Linked DNA regions of Mus musculus: region 2 is linked to region 1. The links are chromatin loops, found by intact Hi-C in ENCODE. Cell type or tissue: left cerebral cortex. All regions are shown on one strand. Links, peaks and the distances in the headings refer to the core of each region. The heading gives the core; the rest is flanking DNA.

Region 1 (8,246 bases), core at 1,578-6,577:
GCCTTACCACCACCGTTTGCAGCCCCAGATGCCCTCTCAGCCTTAGATATCTAGACTGGAGGAGCAGGGGTGTCACTTACACACAGAGTCTTGGGATGGATATAGTCACCTTGGTTAAGCACACAAAACAAGGCAGAACTCATGGATAGAGAAGCCAAGGAGGAAAAGTCAAAAGAAGCCAGAAATGCAGGAAAGGCAAAGTGACCAAAAGGACTCTCTGCAAGTTGCTCCCAGTATATCACAGTTCATTTAGCAGTCACATGACTGATGCTTTCCATTTGGGGGTGGGTGGGTGGTAACGGAGGCTGACTGGGGACCCTTCACACATGGCAAGCAGGCACTCTACTACTGAGCTACACCCTAACATAGCTCTTTCTCTTTCTCAAAAAAGTCTTGCTCTCAACCCATTATGTTCTTGAATGCTCCATCTTTCTTTTTTTTGGGGGGTGGGGGGGGTGGGGTGGTTTCGAGACTGGGTTTCTCTGTGTAGCCCTGGTTGTCCTGGAACTCACTTTGTAGACCAGGCTGGCCTCGAACTCAGAAATCCGCCCGCCTCTGCCTCCCGAGTGCTGGGATTAAAGGCGTGCACCATCATGCCCGGCACGCTCCATCTTTCTGCCTTAGCCCTCTAAGTGCAAGGCTACCGGTGTGCTTGACTGATTATTTGTAAATAGTCCTTGCCCCTTCCTAACTAGTTAAAATCAAGCTTAGTTCCCGCAAGCAAACAGCACATTTAAGTCTCTGTGGTCCAGGGTGGGCCTGTGGAGCCATGAGTCATGAAGCCCTGTGCTACAATTCTGGCCAAAACACTACATATAAGGTGTCGGACCACTATAAAGCATCACCATTCACACTGCACTAGGTCTGTCTAGAGCAGTGGCTCCCAACCTTCCTAATCCTTTAATACAGTTCCTCATGCTGGGTTGATCTCCATAAATAATAACCATAAAGTTATTTTCATTGCTACTTCATTACTGCAATTTTGCTACTGGTATGATTGTAAATACATAAATATCTGTCTTTTCCCAATAGTCTTAGGTAACCCCTGTGAAAGGGTCATTTTACCCACTGGTATATAGAATCCTACTTAAAAAATTAATATACCTGAGAAAAACTTTTCGGATGGAGAGATGATGGCTCAGGGGTGGTTGAGAGCAGGTGTTGCTGTCGGTGTTCTGAGTCTCACAGGTCATTTGGAGAAAGAGAGACACTGCAGGACATATTAAGGCCTTGCTGGCAGGAGGAGGTCCAGCCTCTGTGGACCGAACCACAAAAAGCCATGCAAAAGCAAAAACAACAGGGCTGGAGAGATGTTTTGTGAAGGAAAACATCACACCCCTGCAAGTTTAGCCTTTATAGTGTACTGTTTGCAATGCTCAATAATGCAGGATGTTCTAAGTGTCCCAGAATTGTCTTGTGACCAAAGGCTGTACAGCTCCTTCAGAAAAACAAGTCTATAGCTAACAGAAAACAATCGCTGTCAGCTTGATTTCTTAAAGGTCCAAGTACTTCTAGAACACAGCCACTCATTCTGATGTTTACCCTAGACAGAGTGAACAACAGCTATTTCATCCTAATGTTTTCCCTAGATCCAATGATTCTACTAGAATTCCTGCCACATACTGCTCTTGCAGAGGACTTTAGTTCAGTTTCCAGGACCTCAAATTTCTACTTTAGGTAGTGCACAATCACTATCACTACAGCTCCAAAGAGAGCCAAAGCCACTAGTGACCATATCCACACACAGACACAGACACACATAAGAATAAATCTTGGCCAGGAATAGTAGCACAAGCCTTTAATTCCAGCTCTTGAGAGGTTGAGGCAGGGGGATTTCTGAGTTCTAGGTCAGCTTGGTCTACAGGTGAGTTCCAGGACAGTCAGGGCTACACAGTGAAACCCTGTCTTGAAAACCAAAATAAATAAATAAAAATTCATCTTAAAAAGAAAAAACTTAACAAAGGGGGGTAGTGATCCTGTCAGCTAGCAACCATACCCTAAAGCCAGAATTGGATTAATTCAGGGTAGCAGAGGTACAGGAACTGATAAAAGTCTGTACAGGGTATGTAAGAAAGAAAAATGGTCCCTGAAGGGTGCTTAACAAAAAGTCATGATTCCCTACAATGGAACCTGTTGGCCCTATCTCTTTATGACAGTCCTGTGCACATTTTCTCTGACCCCACATTCCTTCTCACCTTCAACGACTCAATCGTGGCTTGCTTGTAAACCTTTTCTCCGAGTTTCTTCTTCGGGCTATTCTGGATCCTAGGCGTTCGAATGACGAATTTATCCATTGCTGGGGGCTCCGCCTACCTTCAGGTGCTTGAGGAGTATTCTATTCAAGAAACAGGGTGAAACTTTATTAAGGTTGAGATGTGTATTCCCAGAAGTGACACGACTGGATTTTCTAAACACGTCTGAATTATGAAGGCTTTTGGATGGTATTTACAGGAAATAAGACTTCTTCTCGAAAGAGGAAATCTCTTCTGAAACTATAATTAAGTTTACTTCCTGGGTTAAGTTCCTAAGATCCAGAGGGGCATGCTAGGGAGGGAGTTGGATTCCACTACCCGGGGTAATGGGGTGACTTCTGAAATCCTTTTCCAGTTCAGGTTGAGTTGTGATGAAGTTAGGGTTCCACTGGGCTCAGTGAACCCCTCTTTACACCCACTCCGCGGCAGCCCCAATCCTAAGAATTACTCTAAGGCCCACAACAACCATCTCCAGACCCCGGCGCAATACAGAAGCTGCTTCAGAAACCAGTGTTGTGTGTCAGAGAATCCCAACCCTTCCACGAGCAAGGCCTTGGCCCCAGCACTAGGAGGCCTGGAAAGGGCTTATCCAATCAGAGCTCGACGTGAGACCCACCGGGAAAATCAGCCTGCCTACGCTGTTTGGTCTCTTGACTCCTCGGGACCTCCACCCGGGCCGCGCGTTGTAACTATTTGTACACTTCTTCCGGGGCCCAGTTCCTCGCTGGTGACCCGCAGGAACTACACTTCCCAGAACGCACTGCGAGGCGTGCGGAAGCTGTGGTTGAGGGAAGCAACACCCCTCAGCTCGCTCCAAGCCGCCGAGAACTACTGGCCCCAGTCGGCCTGGCACGGAGAAAGGGGCAGGCGCGGCTCTGAGCCCAAGGCTGAGATGGTCGGCCGGGTCCCCAAGCCCGCCCACGAGAGGTTTTCCGTCCCAGAGACCGGCCAGGAGGCAGCCGATTGGGCGGACCGGGGCGGGGCCGAGGAGCTCTCGGAGGCGGAAGCGCGGGCCGGAGGGGCGGGGAAAGGGGCTGGCCCGGAAGAAGGAGAAAGCCTGAAAAGAAAACAGCAACAATTCGAGCTGCTGTGACAGAGGGGAACAAGATGGCGGCGCCAAAGGGGAAGCTTTGGGTCCAGGCCCAACTGGGGCTCCCGCCGCTGCTGCTGTTGACTATGGCGCTGGCCGGAGGCTCGGGGACTGCAGCGGCCGAAGCCTTTGACTCGGTCCTGGGAGACACAGCGTCCTGTCACCGGGCCTGTCAGCTGACCTACCCCTTGCACACCTACCCGAAGGTAGGCAGGGCCCATCCGTCCCGAGTTCCCCTCATCCCTCGGTGCCCCAGCTCGCGTCGTTCCACCTCGGGGTCAGCGCCGGGGCCCTAGTGGTGAAGCTGTGCTTCAGCCGCTGCCCACTCGGTGCAGCTGCAGTTTTCCTTGCTCCTGCGGAAATTGCCGGAAGTTTGTGCTGCAGGTCTCGGCGATAGGCTGGGGGTTGGGGGGGGGGACACAAATGTGCGGAATCGGCGAGCCCTTGGGAGCCCGCGGGACCGCCAGGGAGGCGATCGCTTGCTAGGGTAGATGGAGGATGAACGCGAGGTCCTGACCTAACTAGCAGCGCGGGGGTGGGGAGGATGGCGCGGACGCAGGCGTGCACAAAATAGTGCCTTCCAGTCTGGGTTGATGGCGCGCCTCTCTGGGACGAAGCGCGTTGTGTTCCCCGAGTCGGAGAAAGCTTGACAATTCCTTTGCGGTCTGAAGTGTGAAGTCAGCCTCAGTAGTTACCAGACACCGTGGAAGGGAGGACTTCCTGTCTGTGTTGAGTGTGTGTGAGACGCTGCCGCAAGGGACTGGATGCCTTTGTGAGGCGGCGGTTGGGGGGGGGGGGGTCTGTCTTCAAAAAACAATAAAGTAAAATAAACGTCACTCAGTGCAGAAGATAAGGAATCGTGGAGTGGATCAGGAAATTCTACTGTCCTACGGAAAACCTATACTGTGTAGCTAGAGGAGAGACCGATCCCTAACCCTGGTCCCTGCCCGCAGCCGCTGCCTAGCCTTTAATTCTGCCTTCTTAAGTTGTTTTCCAGTTTCTTATGAATTCTGTTTACTCAACATTCTAAATTGCTTGGTGGTTCTCCCCACTCATTTTCCATATATAATTAGGGTTTATGCCCCTCCCCACCTGGCTTTGTAAGGGCTTTCGCTGATGCGCGTGGTTTTTTTTTTTTTTTTTTTTGGCCTTGTCTTCTGTATGCTATTTGCTTAACCATTGTGGCTCTCCCTCTTTGCCTTCTAAAGGTACAAAGTGACTAGAATGGCAGTCCCAGTGACTTTAGAATGTTCCATATTGACAAGTGCTTTCCTGTCTTTGATATTAAAAAGTGTAAATTCTGTACCTTCAAGCATTTTGTCCCCCTTACCCATCTGAGGGTCATCAATTACAAGCAAAACATAAACGGCGCCACAAGATTGTACTGAGATTAGCCTTAAATTTTCTTTCTTTTGGTTTTTCGAGACAGGGTTTCTCTGTGTAGCCCTGGCTGTCCTGGAACTCACTCTGTAGACCAGGCTGGCCTCAAACTCAGAAATCCTCCTGCCTCTGCCTCCCAAGTGCAGGGATTAAAGGCTTGCAGCACCGGCTAGCCTTAAAATTTCTAAGTTAGAAATTAATAAATAGTTGGGAGAAATGAAGAGCTGGGATGGTCATGGACACCTGTAAATTACAGCCTGCTGGAGGCTGAGGTCAGGGGTCACGGGTGTAAGGCTTGCCTTGCTCACCTCAGGGAGTAAGAGGAATTCTTTAGATGTCAGTCAGTAAAGCTTGCATCATCAAAAGATTCTACCCGAACCAATTGGCCAAGAATTAGGCTGAGGTTTGCTTTATGTTATGTTAATGTTTGGTTCCCTCTTTTAAGGCTTTCCTAGGAAATTTGTAGAGTAAGACAGAATACTGGGGACATAAATAATTTGAAAGATACGGATACCAGGAATCTTTGGATATTTCTTGGATGTGTTTGTGTTTGAGACAGGATTTGCCTACAGTTCAGGTTGGTTGTTCAGTCTCAGCCTTCCTGCCTCAGGTTCCTCGGTGCTGCTGGGGCTATACACACGCACCATGCCAATCAGATGCCTTAGGCATTATAATATTCACTAGTTGCTAATAATTGATGTGATATTGATAAGTCATTTTCACTAATTTATTAATGCTGTTCTTAACCAGAACTCCAAATCATTGGCTCCCTGTCTGTCCTGGACTTAAATTTGTTTTGTTTCTGAGGTAGGATCTCTGGTAGGATCCTTGCCTCACCCTCTGAATTCTAGGAATACCTGCATATTTTAGACTGTTTGTTTGAGACACTGTCTTGACATACAGTCCAAGATGGCCTCCAGCTAACTCTGTTCTCTTCCCTCTATCAGTAAATGTCAAGGGCTAAGATTATAGTCTTGTCTGCTGCACCCAGCTCAAAATTTACTCTCCTACTGGGCATGGTGGTGCACACCTTTAATCTCAGCACTCAGGAGGCAGAGGTAGGCAGATCTCTGAGTTGAGGCCAGTCTGGTAGTTCCAGGACTGTTAGGGCTACACAGAGAAATTCTGTCACAAAAACAAGAAAAAAGGAAAATTTGAGAAAACAAAAAAAAAAAACGAGTAAAAAGGTAAGTGCTTAGCCAAGATCCTATAACTAAGAAGTAGTGAAGTAGAAATCGAGTCTTCAAGCTGGCTGCCCTATGCTGTTGCCACTGAAGAATGAAGTTTTATTACAAATACTTATTTTACTGGTTTTTAGAGGCCCTCACTGAGTTACTGTGCATTGCGCTGCAGGCAAAAAGTGGTGTGTTAATAAGAAAGTAAATGAATTATAAAACTCACATTGTCTCTCTTCATCTGATAAGTGGCAGATAAAAATCTTTTCTAAATGACTTTATAATTATTTATTGTAAGGACATAGAGTATTGTAAAGACATAAAGTAGATATTCTAAAATTAATACATTTTGCCCTTTGTTCTCATAGATTTAGTTGTATGATGTCTGGGTTCAAATGTAAGGAACATAAGGCCTGTTGTTAATAACTAGTCTGTGGTCAGGTTTGTACACGACATGGGCTTCAGAGTCGTGCAAACCTGTAATCCATTCTGGCTCCACTGTTAACTGTATTCCTACCATTCAATTGATTTCTTAGAATTTAATTTTGTAAACTGTAGGAAAACCACATATTTGTGGAGCTAGTATGAAGATTGAAGATAATTTGACGCTTTCAGGGCAATGCCTAACACAGCCATAGGTGGCTATTTCTTCTCATACGGGTGCAGTCGGGTTTGTGCACGTTTGCATTTGTAGTACTAAGAAAGAGAATACTTTAGAGCAGGCATGTAGCTCATGCATGTAGTCCAGCACTTGGGAGGCTGAGGTAGGAGGATTGCTCTGAGTATGAGGCCAGCCTGGACTACAGAGCACAACCAGTTACAAACATTAGCCAAAGCAAGGCAGACAAGGTAGACCGACTTAGCTACATAACTAAGGGGAAGAAATGGATATGAAAGCTATCTAGGTAGCACTGTTGTCCAAAGACCTTGTGTTACTTAGCTGATACTCATTATGGTGAGAAGCAACCTTTCCTTGCTCGGTTAGGAGATTATATTTCCTATAAGCTTGTCAGTAACTTGAGATGCATAGAACTGAAATGTTTACCATATTTGAATTTATATTCTGTAAAATACAAAATGTTTGAACTAAGAATATTATTTTTTTTTTTTGCTTTTAAAAAAATAGTATTTTTATTTTATGTGTATGGGTGTCTAGCCTCCGTGTTTGTCTCTATACCAGGCAAGTGCAGTGCTGGCAGACACCAGAAGAGGATATGGATTTCTTGGAATTAGAGTTTCAGACAGTTGTGAGCTGCCATGTGGATGCTAGGAGCTGAGCCTTTGTCCTCTGGAAGAGAAGCCAGTCTCCTAACCACTGAGTCATCTCTCCAGCCTACTCTTTTTTTTTTTTTTCTTTTTTTTTTTAAATTGGATATTTATTTACATTTCAAATGTTTTCCCCTTTCTAGGTCTCCTCTTCGGAAACCCCCTATCCCATCCTCCCTCCTCCTGCCTCTGTGAGGGTGCTCCCCCATTCACCCACCCAACCCCATATTCCCACCCTGGCATTCCAGCCTACTCTTTATGGGTGTTATATAATACATTAAATGTTAACATACAGCCTGGTACATTGTGGGTGTTTATGACTATATTACTAATATAATCTCTATCAGTACATGATATGAGTTTATAACTTTCCTAGTGTGTAAGATTAATGTGAGAGTATCCTTATTTACAACTTAGATGACACTGAGAATCAGAGATTAGTAACTTGCCTAAGGCTGTACAAAGTGATAAGGCTGAGCTTTTGGGGTTGATTCCTGACCCACTGGAATGCCATGTGGTTTCCTGACGTTGGTTCTGGGTGTCTTTTGGGGTTGGTTTAACAAAAGAAAGCCTATCTGAGGTAGGTGTATTGGCACAGTGAGCAGTCCCAATATTCGGGAGCTGAAAAAGATGGGCATTAAGCATCCAGGCCAGCTTGGGATGTAGAGCAAGCATAGCTCTACATCTGGTAAACTGTCATCTGGTATAGTTCATGGTAATGAGCTCTTCCCTGTGCAGTCCAGGGAAGTATGTGGCATTCCAAAGCAACTACTGCAGTTAGAACCTGAGAACCAAGCTCACAAAGTGAGCCACCTCCAAAGCTGTACAACAAATCCTCATGTAGGACTCACAGCCATCCCTTCAGATGGGTTATTGCTGCTACATGGGCTTTACTAGTGCTTCTGCTGGGAGGGAGTGTACACCGCAGGCTGGGAGGGAGTGTACACCGCAGGCTGGGGGGGGAGTGTACACCGCAGCAGTAATGGCTGGAACGTGTGCATGTTTCTTCATTGGTGCCTGACAGTTTGTTTGTGCAGAGTGAATCACACAGAAAGGTACAAGGACATTAGGGTTTTTATTAAA
Region 2 (5,000 bases), core at 1-5,000, 170 kb after region 1:
CAAGGTCACAGAGCTCATAAACAGACCAAGGCTCTTGTGTCAGACTGTGACTGTGTCCTTCACTCTCCCTGGACCTGGCCTGACCTGACCTGACCGTCTTCCATCGTATAATGGCTGAGAAGTTGGTGGAGAGGCAGAGGTAGGAGAGAGGCTCATTCCTTCCAGCTCTGAAAAGTCTCCTAATCGGGGCGTGCTGGCCTCTGCAGCAGAAGTGTGTGCTGGGAGAAAGGCTCTTCTTGAGGAGGAACTGCCGTGTTCTGAGCAGAGGAAGCCCTTGATGGCCAGATGTTAAGCCAAAGCCCTGTGTCTGAACTGTCTTCTCTCTGTTGGATATGGCTTCTCCTTTCTCTTCTGGAGGAGGGAGAATCAAAATAGAGGAAATGGGGGTCCTGTCCAGCTCGCACACCCACACTTTGGTTATAGAGGAAGCCGGGGGTCCCTCCAGCTCCCACACCCACACTTTGGTAATAGAGGAAGCTGGGGGTCCTGTCCAGCTCCCACATCCATGCTTTGGTTATAGAGGAAGCCGGGGTCCCTCCAGCTCCCACACCCAAGCTTTGGTTATTACTCTGGCCGCCTTTCTCTTTCCTAAGATAAAGGGACTGACCATGCACATCGTAGCACCGTCTGTCCTCTTGGAAGGTTTGGATAAGGTTTGCAGCATGAAAATTATGACAGGTTAGCTGTGTCAGGTGTCTCTCATCTGTCATCTCTGTTCTCAGGAGGCTGAGGCAAGAAGGTTTCCACAAGTTTATGGCCCACCTGGGTCTCATAGTGAGTTGCAGGCCCTTCAGAGGTATAAAAGCAACACCTTGACTTATGAGCAGGGGTTTACTGGGAGGACAGCTCAGCTGGTAAAGTGCTTTCAGAGGACTCTAGTTCGGTCTCCAGAACCCACATAAAAAGAGCTGAGCATGGTGCATGCTTGTAACTCCAGAATTGGGGAGATGGAGACAGGTGAGGCTCAGTGTTAGTCAGCCTAGCCTACGTGTGAGGAGGGGACCTGGTGTGATTATCAAGGAGGAGGTGGAGGAAGAAGAGGAGGAGAGTGTCAGAGGAATAAACTTGAGGTTATGCTCTGGCCTGCACACACATGTACATGTGTGCCTATATACCACACACAGGTGAACATACACAGACACACACATACGGAAAAACAGAGAAAGAAAACTGTTCATGTAATGTCAGAAGACATTATAATTATTGGAAAGCGGTGGGAGGAGTTGGCGAGGGAGCTGTTCGAGCTGAGGGGCACCAGCTGAAGCAGACAGCCTCGCCCGGCTTTCCCTGTCTCCCCTGGGAACCGCGGATTAGTGCTTCGGTTTCAGAGCAGTGATGTATGTGGCAGCCTCACATCTGCTGAGGTCCCTCGGTGACTGCACTGGAAAATGATCTCCAGGTCTTCACTGAACACACCTGGCAGGGACAGCGAAGGAAGCACAGAGCGTGGGTCCTTGGTGGGTTGTCGAGAGCCAGGCAAGCCCACGTTTGGATGATTACCACTGAGCTCAGGGAAAATGGCGCCTACTGGCCACAGTGCCTCAGGATGGGCTGAGCTGAGCACAGACCCTGTGCCACATCACTGGCTGTGCTAGAAGAAAAAGCCTTTTAGAGACTTTTTCCACCACCACCCCGCAATTTTGCAGACAAAACCGAGGAGGTAGAGAAGCCTGTCTAGAGGCACAGTGCTAGTAACTAGTGCAGACAGGGAACGCAGACCACTCAGCTCTGAGACTCATAGCTTCCTGAAGAGCATTTCCTCAAGTGGCCTGGAAGAGAGCCACTCCTTCACTGGTAGTCCCATTCAGTGTTCCTGAGGAGCAGACACGATGGCCTCGGTCTCACTCATGACCCCCAAGTAGAGGAATCGCCTTCCTTTGTGCCAGGAAACAGCTGCAAGAGAAACTTTTAAATTAGGTTTGCTCTGGGGCTGTGATAAGCTAGAGGGAGTTTCTGGGGGGTGGGGGTGGGGGGGCGGGTGGCAAAGAGAAGCTAAAGAGATCTGTTAAGTATGAAGGTTGGAACAGGCTGGGAAGCCCAAGTGTGTTGTGTTGGCACCCTCTTCTGGCTAATAAGGGCAGAGCTGCTGAAAATGGTTCTTAGCTTTTTACCTTTTCATCTTCCTGAGCCACCCATGCCAAGGGAATCCTGTGTATCTAGTGGCCCTTGGGATAGTAACAGCTTCACCCTCCCACACACCCTTTGAAGGGGGGGCTCAAGGCTAACAAGATTGGTGTTTTTCTGTGCTAACTTTAGTGTCCTCTGACCTTAAGGCAGGAGGGAAGATCTTCGTTGCCACCTCCCCTGTCCCATCACCTCCTCCTGGTTCCTGGCAGCTAAGAGTGACAAGCGGAAGCTCTTGTCACACACTTCATTCTCAAGCTCAAGTCCTGGGGACTGAGGTGTGCTTAGCACCTTATTTTCGAGGTCTCTGCAGAAAGTCAACTAACTGGTTTAGCAAGTCAGTCCATAAATATCTGGCTACTTGCTATCAGGCCAGACCGAGATGCTGGCAGAGCAGAGGTAGAGGCAGAGACAGTCCCTGTATCCCCTGTGTGACACAGTAATTGCTAGCGTGAGTCCTGGATCCACTGCTCATGCGCCACGCTCACTTACCCAGGGACAGTCTCTGTGAGCCTCAGTTTCTGCACCTGCCAGGAGAGATCATCGTACAACCCCTTAAGGTCTCTGAGAAGAGTCAGGCATGCAACATAGCATGGCCAGTGAGTGGAGCTAAGTTTTTTGTTGTTGTTGTTTTGTTTTTTCGAGACAGGGTTTCTCTGTGTAGCCCTGGCTGTCTTGGAACTCACTCTGTAGACCAGGCTGGCCTTGAACTCAGAAATTGGCCTGCTTCTGCCTCCTAAGTGCTGGGATTAAAGGCATGCGCCACCACGCCTGGCTGGAGCTAAGTTTTAAAAGGTTGAGTCAGGGAGATACACAGTGAGGTGGCTGCAGTCTGGTGTGATAACAAATATAATGGGGGGGGGGGGCCAGAGACTATTAACATGGCTCCCTCCTGTGTCTCCTTTCCTGCAGGCTTACTTCTTTGATGCTCCAGAGATGGACCACCTCCCAGCAGCTATAACCACTCCCAACCAGACAGTAACAGCGGCCAAATCCAGCTAATGGGGAAAGCAGGTGGTGGCATTTCATCTCTCAGGGTATGTCACAAATAGGAAGGTACATCAGTTCTGCATTACCATCAGGGACCAAAGGCTAGACCCTGAGCTTGTAGACCCTGGGGTAGCGGGGGTGGGGGGGGAGTCCCTGCTCTGGTGATCACACCCACCTTCTCTATCCCCACTACACTGTCCAGTAGCACAGAAGGATTTCTTCCATATCCTAATTGTCTCAGTGATTTTTCTGCATTCTGTGACGTCTCCGACTGATCTCTGAAACCAGTGTTGTCCTCTCTTGAAGGACCCCTGGATTTCTCTGAAGGCTTCTGGATTTCTGTGCTTCATGTGCTCAGGGCCTTTGAAGTTATTCCTCTGTGAATGGTTAGCTGAGCGGGTTAGAGTGTGCAAGAGAGAGATCCAGTTTCATAACTTATTCCTTGCCTCCTGTTCTATGTTCTTAGTACCTTTTTTTGGCTGACAAGTTCTCATATAGCCCAGGCTAGCCTCCAATTCACCGTGTACCTGAGGATGACCCTGAACTTGAACTCTTGTACTTAGTTCATCCTCCTGCCTCTGGTTCCGCAGATGCTAGTGTTACAGGTGGGTGTGTCTCATCATGTCCAGTGTGCCTTCCTTTTCCCCCTTTCCCTGTGGGCGAGGATTGAACCTGAACCCAGGGCCCGTACAAGCTAAGCAAGTGCTTTCTCATACACCCATGATGACTTTGGTGCGGAGGGACACTTACTGATTCCGTTACGGTTCCTTGTGCCAAGCATAGCTGGGTCTGCACCTGGATTTTAGTTTTATAGGACAGCACACATTGGTGAAGGGAAGCAAGGAAGGCCGAGAATGGACGCGCGGGGTTTTTTTGTCTGTTCTTGACTTGAGCATTTTGTTGAGCTTTTTCATGTTTAGTGACTTTTCTGTCCTGCACCACACTGCCTTATTTCAGTTGATGAAACAAGATGGAAGAGGTCCCAGTTTGTTTTTCACTCCCTACTGGAGAGCCAGAGATAAATGTGTTGTCAGTGTTGTTTACACACTTTCTGAAGGGAATTAAACCTTCAGTTGAGAGGAACATTTGAAAGATATCAAGAAGAAAAGATAAGGCTGTGAGTGGCACCTCCTAAGGCTATATAAAGTGCAGTTCTGTTGTCTAGAATGCTCTTCCCTTCCCACAGTCATCAGCTTCCTGGTGACCCTGACACTCTGTCTACTATGCTCTTGTGCTCAGAGCACTAACTGTCTGTATGTCCATCTGCCTCTTTGTTAATATGTTCAGTCATTTAGCCATCCATCTGTCCCCTGTGTATCAGTGTGACTCCCGGTTAGACAAGGGGTGGATTTCTTCATCCACCGCACAGCCTGGTATACAGTGAGCACTCAGTAAGTGTTTGTATGGGAACTACACTTGAGCCCGTTGTGGGACAAGAGCCTTCACTCTGCTCTGTGAAGATTGGCTGTCCTGTCTCCCAGGGCAGAGGGGATGTGTACTCACCAGCCTGTTGGGCAGATAGGAGGAGAATGAAAGCTTATTCCTACCTGGTACTTACAAGGTGCATTTGAGCCAAAGGTAACTTATCTATAAAATAAAGATAGCGCCCATCTGAGAAGATTGTAGTCACTTTTAGAGACAGCGGCAACTAGGCACTCAGGTAAAATGAAAGCCACTGTCTACTGACAATGGCTGCTCATTTATATTGAACTGTGGTAGTCTTCTTGACTCTGCTTTGATATTTTAGTTCCCTTTTGTAAAACGTGGGGATTTTCTTTCTTCCCTGAGGAATTCTAGTTGTAAGCCCTTCAAGTTAACAAGATATGATCATTAACGGTGCCTCCTGTGGCCGGGCGTGGTGGAGCACGCCTTTAATCCCAGCACTC

Evidence for each region. Peaks named below come from ENCODE experiments on the same cell type or tissue, not always from the same donor. Only the 100,000 strongest peaks of a DNase experiment are listed, where the experiment ranks them.
Region 2: a loop joins it to region 1, with 3 times the contacts of the local background. A loop is called at or near these places in 9 of 42 quality-filtered maps.

The regions. Positions count from the first base shown.
Region 1 is chr4:107,175,370-107,183,615 of GRCm38, forward strand. It overlaps Tceanc2 (transcription elongation factor A (SII) N-terminal and central domain containing 2), which reads right to left and starts at 2,997. Exons shown (of 5, transcript NM_025617.2): 1 at 2,869-2,997; 2 at 2,196-2,335. The coding sequence starts at 2,294. Tmem59 (transmembrane protein 59) reads left to right here and starts at 3,261. Exons shown (of 8, transcript NM_029565.3): 1 at 3,261-3,548. The coding sequence starts at 3,360. In left cerebral cortex, for the core only: CTCF peaks have their summits at 2,990 and 3,601; DNase peaks (open chromatin) are centred at 3,158, 3,927 and 4,286; H3K4me3 peaks cover 2,895 bases; H3K27ac peaks cover 1,548 bases.
Region 2 is chr4:107,347,378-107,352,377 of GRCm38, forward strand. It overlaps Yipf1 (Yip1 domain family, member 1), which reads left to right. Exons shown (of 10, transcript NM_145550.3): 9 at 3,037-3,161. The coding sequence ends at 3,126. Among named protein-coding and RNA genes, the nearest start is that of Ndc1, 18 kb to the right of the region's middle. In left cerebral cortex, for the core only: a CTCF peak has its summit at 2,066 (motif pointing left); DNase peaks (open chromatin) are centred at 1,275, 1,662 and 2,054.